Linked DNA regions of Homo sapiens: region 1 is linked to region 2. Evidence: chromatin contacts called from ENCODE Hi-C or POLR2A ChIA-PET data. All regions are on one chromosome and are shown on one strand. The core of a region is the stretch at or near the end of the contact, and the rest is flanking DNA. Distances in the headings are between cores, read along the strand shown. Region 1 holds the start of H3C11 (H3 clustered histone 11). Region 2 holds the start of RIPOR2 (RHO family interacting cell polarization regulator 2).

Region 1 (4,505 bases), core at 1,011-3,510, 2.9 Mb after region 2:
TTTCTTTCCCTTCCTTCCTTTTTTTTTTTTTTTTTTTTTTTTGAGACAGAGTCTCACTCTGTCACCAGGACTGGAGTGCAGTAGCGTGATCTCGGCTCACTGCAACCTCAGCCTCCCAAGGAGCTGGGACTACAGGCGCCTGCCACTATGCCCAGCTAATTTTTTGTATTTTTAGTAGAGACGTGGCTTCACCATGTTGGCCAGGCTGGTCTGGAACTCCTGACCTCGTGATTCGCCCGCATCGGCCTCCCAAAATGCAAAGTGCTGGGATTACAGATGTGAGCCACTGCGCCCTTCCTTTTTCCTTCCTTCCTCCCTTCCTTCCTTCCTTCCTTTGTTTTCTTTCGTCAGCTATCTTTAGTGATCCTGTATTTTAGGTGTGGCCCAAGACAATTCTTCTTCCAACGTGGCCCAGGGAAGACAAAAGATCGGACACCGCTGCACCAGTTGCTGGGATACATGCCTCTTTGCAAGAGTGAATCCAATATGAGAAAGGAAGGCACAGATATGAGGCTGAGCTGGCTGAGAGCACTAGGGAGAAAAATTGCCTTCACATCTCTGCCAGATATCTCCTAGGTCAAGATGTGTGCTTCAAAAAGTTTAAGAGCAAAATGAGGTCATGATAGTCACATATGTAGAGCACATGAGGAAACTCTAAAACAGCTGGAAATAATGGAAAAGTTTGGTTAGAAACCAGGAAGAGCTTTAAAATACCACTTGAAGTTTAATACCCAGACTGATTCTCTCTGAAAAAAAAAAAGAAAGAAAAAATCTCATGAAAATCCAACTCCACAGTCTATGACAAGCATATGGTGAAATGACAGGAAAATATTTTTTAAGGTCCACTTAGAGCTAGAAGTTCATTTCATAGATGACAGCATGCAGTAGGTTAAAGTATCCCTCCTCAGAGGCCCACTACCTAACACATGGCTTGCTAAACATTACATTGAAACAGAACAAAAGTGTCGAGCTTTTTGTCAAAACTGTTACTTGCATGGGGTACGATGGCAACTTTGTTATGTGCATATGCTCCAAGGTGGTCAAGTTACATGGGCTATACAAGAGCTAAATAGCTTACATTGTACCAATTAAGTAACTTATCATTCATTCTTTCCTCCCTTCTGAGTCCTTATTGTCTATTGTTCCACTCTCATGTGTGTAGTTTTTAGAGCCTGTTGTTTTTTGTATTTTTGAGGCGGAGTCTCGCTCTGTAGCCCAGGCTGGAGGGCAGTGGCGCGATCTCGGCTCACTGCAACCTCTGCCTGCCAGGTTCAAGCGATCCTCCTGCCTCAGCCTCCCGAGTAGCTGGGACTACAGGCGCGTGCCACCACGGCCGGCAGTCTTTTTTTTAGTGGACAGGGGGGTTTCACCGTGTTAGCCAGGATGGTCTTGATCTCCTGACCTTGTGATCCGCCTGCCTCGGCCTCACCAGAGCCTGTGGACACTCATTGTGCTACTTGTTCCCTTCAGTAGGGGCAGGTAGATACGCAGGAGACACATTCCTCAAGGATAAAAACAGGAATACTTTTCAAAACTAAACTTCATCTGTAAAATTGACCCCATGACATGTCTTTTTTGAGTGATAATCCTTATCAGTAGGAACAGGTTCTGTATGTGAAATTGATTTAGCATACCAACAGCCTGTGACCTGACTCCTGCATTATAGTGTGTTGGGCCACTACCACGTTTTGTCCACAGCTTGTATTTAACATGGAGCTAAGACACGTCTCAAAAGCTACAGCTTCCTTTTGGTGACAATTGAGGGGCTCTGAAAAGAGCCTTTTGGGGTTGGACAGACTTCTTGGGCTGATAGGAATATTTATGCCCTCTCCCCTCGGATGCGGCGCGCAAGCTGGATGTCTTTAGGCATAATAGTGACGCGTTTGGCGTGAATGGCGCACAGGTTGGTATCCTCAAATAGCCCCACCAGGTAGGCCTCGCAAGCCTCCTGCAGCGCCATCACCGCCGAGCTCTGGAAGCGCAGATCGGTCTTAAAGTCCTGTGCGATCTCCCGTACCAAGCGCTGAAAAGGTAGCTTCCGGATTAGCAGCTCGGTCGACTTCTGGTAGCGGCGGATCTCGCGCAGGGCCACGGTGCCGGGGCGGTAGCGGTGGGGCTTCTTGACGCCACCGGTGGCCGGAGCGCTCTTGCGAGCCGCCTTGGTGGCCAGCTGCTTGCGCGGCGCTTTGCCGCCGGTGGACTTGCGAGCTGTTTGCTTTGTTCGTGCCATGGCTAAGTAGACGTACCTACTCAACACAAATGAGAGAAAAAAACTGATCATCCCGGTATTTATAGCTGCCCTCGCGTTCTGATTGGACAGTAGACTGTGCCATGCCACGTCTCACACACGGAATTGGCTCCCAGTTTAATCTGCTAGTGAAAGGGAGACATTCCGCCTCTGTTTTGGGTCAAGAAACGTAAAATGGTTTTGCTAGCTAAAGAAAAACAAAAACGGAAACAAAAAAAAATCCCCCAAAAGTCTAGGATTTTTCATGCATCAAAATCCTGTTTAAATATAAGCTTGATAAATCTAAACTTGCCTTGCACTATTTTAATTACGAGGTGTCATTACTGATTTGACAAAAAGTTAAAGAACGTAAAGGAAAAGTGAAACTAGAGTAAATTTGTAAATGGAGGCATTGAAGGGGATATGAAATTCGAGCGTTGTGGTATGCCAGTATTTCTCAAATTTAAACGTACTTAATGTTTTAGAAGTTGGCCGACTTTTTCTGTAAAGGGCGATATTAAAACATTTTGGGCGTTGCGGACCACAGTGTCATAGTTACACAGCCCTCGCATTGGTAGCGGTAAAGTAATCGATACAAGATAAATGAGACCGGCTGTTTCATTATGACTTTTGCAAAAACCAGAGAGGCGTTATAGATTTGGCCGTGTATCAGAGAAGCCGGCACTTTTAACCACTAAGTAATGCTGAAAGGGGCACCGAACCTCAAACTTCAGCGACTGCTTATGTGGAATCGCTAATTTGCCAAAACTGCCATACGTTTAAGTGTTCTTAAGAAATTAACTATCTTTAGTCTACAGCTCTTTCACAGACTTCATGGGTGGCCCTGAGAAGGGCCTTTGAGGAACCGTGTAAGTAAGTAAAACACTCAGCCGCCAAAGCCATACAGGGTGCGGCCCTGGCGCTTGAGCGCGTAAACCACGTCCATGGCTGTGACTGTCTTGCGTTTGGCGTGCTCCGTGTAGGTAACTGCATCGCGGATTACATTCTCCAAAAACACTTTAAGAACTCCGCGTGTCTCCTCGTATATAAGGCCTGAGATGCGCTTAACGCCTCCACGCCGTGCCAGGCGTCGGATGGCGGGCTTGGTGATGCCCTGAATGTTGTCGCGCAGAACTTTGCGGTGGCGCTTAGCGCCTCCTTTGCCCAGACCCTTCCCGCCTTTGCCGCGCCCAGACATGTCTTGTACTAAACAAAATGCAACACGGCAAGCCTCGCAGCAGTACTTTATATAGTAATAAATCGGACCTGATTGGGAACTCTCCACACCAGCTGCATCCGGTCGGCCGATTCACAGACCTTGCGCCCTGCCCACGACTTCAGGAAAAAATGGAAAAGGGGGTACTTAAACTCCAGTTTCTAAAAATGATGCCCAGTTAAAAATTACTCAGCTCATCTTGCCCTTCTACAGTGTTTTAGGCTGACCACCGCTGCATTCCATTGTCTGGGTCTTTGCAGCCTGTTTTTCCTGTCACCTCTTAGCATCGATTGTTCTAGTGCTTTGTGGCTGCTGGAATCAAATGGCGCCATCTCTAGAGGGGTAATCACAGTCGTTTCGGGCATTTGTGAAATAGCGTGTAGAAACTGCTTCCGTACAAACTCGAAGTGATCAGCCTATGGAGTGGCTGACTGCAAAAGACGACGCCTGATGATAGCTCCAAGGTGGGATTCCTCACCTTTCTCAAATTTGGTTCTCTATTCTTTTCCTTATATTTTACTCTTTCTGTAGCTGTCCTTTCTGTTCCTTTCTCTCCCTCGCCAACCACATTTTTGGGGCAAGAACTTTCTATTTTTTTTTCCTCATTCCACCTAGAAACACTTCAGGAAGCTGTTTGAGAAAGAAAGGTGGCTTTTACCCTGTATTTCCTTAGAATTGTGAAGGTGCCGCTTGAGCTCCCTCATGTTCCTCTTTTCTGTTGAACTAGGAAATCAGCTGTGCCCAGAAACCCTGTCTTTTACATTTACAAATAAAGTGCAGGAGGAAAAGACCGAGGATGACTTTATTCCAAGAAAAAGAGTTTCAAATGGCCGGACGCGGTGGCTCACGCCTGTAATCCCAGCCAGAAGGGAGGCCGATGCATGTGGATCACAAGGTCAGGAGTTCGAGACCAGCCTGGCTAAGATGGCGAAACCCCTTCTCTACTAAAAATAAAGAAAATTGGCCTGGCGTGGTGGAGGGCGCCCATAATCCCAGCTACTCAGGAGGTTGAGGCAAGAAAATCGCTTGAACGCAGAAGGCGGAGGTTGCAGTGAGCCAAGA
Region 2 (4,870 bases), core at 612-3,111:
TGGGCTGGGCGTTTTGGAATGCCATTCCTGGAGGGAGGTGTGGGTGAATGATTGCCAATTTTTCCGTTCTAAGCTTATCTTCATAGTTGTGAGCATTTTTCAGGTCCTCAAAAGAGTTAGTATCTAAGTATAAATTTTCTCTTTAAGGTGTTTGCTTAAAGAGGAAACATCTTTAAGAAGTGAAAGCTGAAGAATGGGGCCTAAGATCAAACTTCAAGGTGTTGGTGGCCTAAACGCCTGCCATCAAAGTAACACAACAGAATGATAACTTGGTAAACAGCAGCGAAGCTCAATAGATATTCTTCAAATTGATTTAAGTTGTGATAAAAACCCAACTAATGATTTTAAATATTTCTGTAGCTAGAACAACATAGCAGAAAGACAACATCAAAATATTAACCATGATTACATTCTACATGACTAGATTACAAGGGGTTCTTTGCGACACTCTAATTTTTCTTCAGCGAACTTGTATTGCTTGGGTAATTACACATACACAAAAACCTTACTACTGTTCCTTTTAAAAAATTACTGAATAGAGTTTTTTAAAAAATTGCTAGACGTAGTTTCTTGCGGAAAATAATCAAATTCACGAGATTCTTGAGTCCAAATTTCCTTTATTTAGGTGGCTCCAAATTCTAAAAAAGCTTTTGCCTATAGCCCAATCTCATAGGCAGCATTTGAACAAAACATCCATCCAATGACTAGATCATCCCTTTAAAATCGCAACCTTTACAGTTAAATTCCAGTGGATAGGTCAAGTCATGGAAAAGCTGCAAGATGAGAACAGAAAACTGAGCAGTGCCAATGGGGATTGGAAGCTACCAGGGCTCCAGTATCCCGACTTGGGAAAAAAGAAAATTGGAAAAGGGAATGGAGGGTTGGAGTGCCAAGTATGTGTGAGGAAGAGTAAGAGAGAAGGACCCAGGCCGGGCATGGTAGCTCACGCCTGTAATCCCAGCACTTTGGGGGGCCAAGGAGGGTGGATCACCTGAAGTCAGGATTTCAAGACCAGCCTGGCCAACATGGCAAAATCCCATCTCTACTAAAAATACAAAAATTAGCTGGGCATGGTGGTGGGCGCCTGTAGTCCCAGCTACTTGGGAGGCTGAGGCAGGAGAATGACTTGAACCCGGGAGACGGAGGTTGCAGTGAGCTGAGATTGCACCACTGCACTCCAGCCTGAGCAACAAAGCAAGACTCTGTCTCAAAAAACAACAACAAAAAAAAAAAAAAAAAAAAAGAGAAGGACCGAGAGAAAGATAGACAGAGAGAGAGAGACAGAGAGAGAGAGAGACAGAAAGAGAGAAGTGCAAATCAAAGCAACATGGTACCATGAAAAACCACTCCTGGTCCATTTATTTAACTTCTTCCCTAGCAGCCCTGCTGTGCTCAAACCACTGTGACAGGCTTTCCTTAAGGTGTTAGACAAGAGATAGCACAGAAGAGAGACAAGGCAAAAAATTTAGTACTATTTTCCAGCCTAAACTAAACCTTTATTTTAGTCATGACTTTAAAAAATGTATTTGCGGGAATGACTCAACCCCTTGTTCCACCCCTTGCCTTGTGTATTCCTTCAGTGCCTAAGTTGATATTTGCAGCCACTACCTCACTCAGGATGCTTTGTTTTTATCATTTCAAAATACTCAAGTCCTTGCCCAAGCTGGGCAAAAGTGTCCAGTGGTGTCAAAACAAAGCAAAGCAGACCGGAGAGCCTCCTGCCAGAAAGATGCATTTACCTTCACCAAAAACATCATCCTCTTCATCGACCAGGAGCTCCTCAGCATCAAAAAACTGCATCTTGGAGAGGACAGGCGCGAGAAGCAGCAGGCAGCAGCCCCGGCAGTCTCAGCAGTCACACTGCCGACCGAGGTGATTTCCTTTCCTTGGGTTGCCCAAGCCCTCTGGAGGGCAGCTTCCGCATCTGCCCTGAAGAAAGCAGTTTCATTCATATGAATAGGCTTCTTGAGCCTTGTGAAGAGTGAATCCCAGGTGGGGTAATTCTCACCACTGAGGAGAAAGAATTTTTTGAAGAGGGCTGCAGATCCGGTTGGATATGAATACAGATATCACTCAAAGTCTGAATGCAATGAATTCTATTTCAAAGCAACAACTTTCATATTTCCTTAAAGAGGAAGGTGGGTGCTTAACTTTCTTGCTTATGAATTTGAACACAATGGGTTTTGTTGAAAGAGGGAGTTCATATTTCTCATATCTTGGTTTTGCTTCAATTACAATTTATCTGAAAGTAAAGCAAGCCACTATGTTAAACCAAAGCAGGCATTTAGAGGACAGAGCTTTTATTTTGCTCAGTAATAGTTGCATTTTTCTTTTCTTTTCTTTTCTTTTTTTCAAACCTCTTGCATTTAAGGATTGGAAACTTTACAGCATTTAAACCAAACTGAACCATATCTAGGCTTTATGTGGCTCGATTAAATCTATAGTCAATGAATAGATAACTGGTTTTGGTCAAACATCTTGCATTTCACAATATTTACTCAGTTTGATACTTCAGACTGTATCACTAAAGGAGAAAGAAGAAAATGTAACTCAAAAAGCAGTCCTCCCAAAGGGATGAGTGAACACTGAGCTTCTACGCGAGCACCATTGGCTGGCATCACCATATCGAGCTACCCAACGTGTGCCAAATTCTGTCTGGCTGCACAAACAAACACACATCTCTCTGAGTAATACTGAGACTTCATTTCGGGGTTTCCCAGAGCACTCCACTGTGTTGTAAGATCTCTTAGGTGGCCAGAAGCTTAGAAAATGCAAATGGAGATGACAGTGAGGAGCTGTTGACCCAAGGTGTTTATTTTTGGCACTTTATTTACTGCATGGTTTTGAAGATACTCCCAGTGTTACCCTAGAGAAACTGTCCCCTCCTCCTGTAACTGCAACCTTGAAATTGCACCATTTTCTCCCAGAAGAGACTGTGGACAACAGGGTTGGAGAAATCCAGCAGTGAGAAGGGATCACCCCAGAGGAATTCAGGAATCAGACACTGAGGGTTAACTGAGCAGCAACAGTCAGTTCATCCCTGCATTGGTGGCTGCAGCAGTTCCCAAAGACAGTGTACAGCTTGGGTCCTGCTGGGATCACCAATTGTTGTCAATCAGGGCTGGAACCATCCTTAGAGGAGAGCTTGGAAATGTCTGGGGTGTTTTGGGTGGCACAATGACTGGGGGTTATTACTGGTATTTAATGTCTTAGCACTCAGGGGCCCAGGGATATCAACCTTACCATAATGCATGGAACAGTAGCTCAACAGGAAGAACTGTCCAGCTCCAAATACCAATAATGCCCACCTTGAGACACACTGACAGGCAGAGAACTGGAGTTATCCTTTTCTCTAGCTCTCCTTTGCATCTCCCCTTTCTGACCCTTTTACCACCCCCTACCATGATCCCCACTTGAATGATGTTTCTGGACAAGGGTTGCACTTAGTTACATAAATTAAATTAATTAAAATGGGCCTAGGTGTAGGAAATTTGGATGTGGACTAAAGCTCTCTTTTGTGTGGTTGGGATAAGAGGATGGGTGTCCATTTTGATAATCACTACATTTCTCAACTACTGTCCTATGTCCTTTAATCTCCACAACTTCATGAGGTGGGTGCTATTATCCCATTTTACAGATGAAGCAATGGGGGCTCTGAGGGCTTGAAAAACATTCCTAAGATCAGGCAGCTAGTGAGTGGCAGATTTGACTAATTCCAGAGCTCACTCTGTTACCTCATGTCTGGACAACTTATGGGAGTGACTGCACACAGTCCAGTTCACTGCAGCATCCCCGTGGCTCTTGGGGACCTGCACTACCTCCCTCACCTCCCACCTCAGAACTACCTGGTTACCACGTGAACCTGAGGGCCCTAGCTATTCCACTTCAAAAAGTTAGCATAACCTCTGTAGGCCTGTTTCATTTTAAGTGGGTGGAATTGTGTCTCCCCTGTTGAATTCATATGTTGAAGTCCTAACCCCCAGTACCTCAGAATGTGACCTTACTTAGAAACAGGGCCATTGAAGATATAATTAGTTAGGATGAACTTATATCATATTGGAGGAGGATGGGTCCTTAATCCAATATGACTAACTTCCTCATAAAAAGGAGAGATTTAGACAAAGACATAGACATAGGGAGGATAGTATGTGAAGATGAAGGCAGAGATCCACAAGCCAAGGAACACCAAAGACTGCCAGTAAACCACCATGAGCTAGGGGAGAGGCCTGCAAGAGATTCTCCCTCACATCCCTCAGAAGAACCAATCCTGCCAACACCTTGACCTTGGACTTCTAGCCTCCACAGCTGTGATGCAGTAAGTTTCTGTTGCTTAAGCCACCCAGTTTGTGGTACTTCATTACAGAAGTCCTAGAAAATAATATACTTTCTCATTTGGCTTGTTTTGAGGATTAAGTAGGATAATTTATGTAAAGAAGCTGACACAGTACATGGTACACAGTAAATACCCAGTTATAATTATACGCCTAAGTCTCTCACAGGGACGCTTAGGATATTTCCCAAATTGAAGGCTCAATGGGGATAGAGAATGAGAAGTCACCACACTCCATATAAAACCTCAATAACCCTTAGGAAGTTTCCCTCAGTCTCCTCTTCTCCAATTTAGATATCTCAGAAACACAGCTAATCATCTCAAAGAACAAATCACAAATGCTACCACGAACTCCTTGAAAGCACAGAGGATAGAAAACATGGTTCTTGCTCTCCAAAGTTTACAATTACCTTAGAGAGATATGACATACATGCATGATGTGTTAACTAAAAAGAAAAATTAATAAACTACATATGCATGCATCAATATGGATGAGTTTCAAAAACATAATATTGACTTTGAAAGGTCTCAGAAAATTAT

The links. Hi-C counts contacts between places; a loop is a spot of excess contacts on that map. ChIA-PET counts read pairs that join two places held with the same protein, here RNA polymerase II (POLR2A). Pooled maps may share reads with other maps.
Region 1: a pooled map shows a loop between it and region 2 (2.7-fold over the local background). The contact joins the promoter of H3C11 here to the promoter of RIPOR2 in region 2. A Hi-C loop is called at or near these places in 1 of 37 single-sample maps with no recorded cell type and 2 of 50 pooled maps. POLR2A ChIA-PET finds 5 or more read pairs at or near these places in 2 of 52 experiments (CD4-positive, alpha-beta T cell and activated CD4-positive, alpha-beta memory T cell).

The regions. Positions count from the first base shown.
Region 1 is chr6:27,870,086-27,874,590 of GRCh38, forward strand. It overlaps H3C11 (H3 clustered histone 11), which reads right to left and starts at 2,261. Exons shown (of 1, transcript NM_003533.3): 1 at 1,760-2,261. The coding sequence starts at 2,230. The coding sequence ends at 1,820. H4C13 (H4 clustered histone 13) reads right to left here and starts at 3,449. Exons shown (of 1, transcript NM_003546.3): 1 at 3,063-3,449. The coding sequence starts at 3,425. The coding sequence ends at 3,114. RefSeq lists enhancers at 1-457, 458-1,095, 3,011-3,648, 3,080-3,129, 3,430-3,599 and 1 more.
Region 2 is chr6:24,934,099-24,938,968 of GRCh38, forward strand. It overlaps RIPOR2 (RHO family interacting cell polarization regulator 2), which reads right to left and starts at 1,862. Exons shown (of 22, transcript NM_001286445.3): 1 at 1,740-1,862. The coding sequence starts at 1,800. It overlaps LOC105374981 (a long non-coding RNA gene), which reads left to right. Exons shown (of 3, transcript XR_007059514.1): 2 at 148-272. RefSeq lists an enhancer at 2,575-2,744.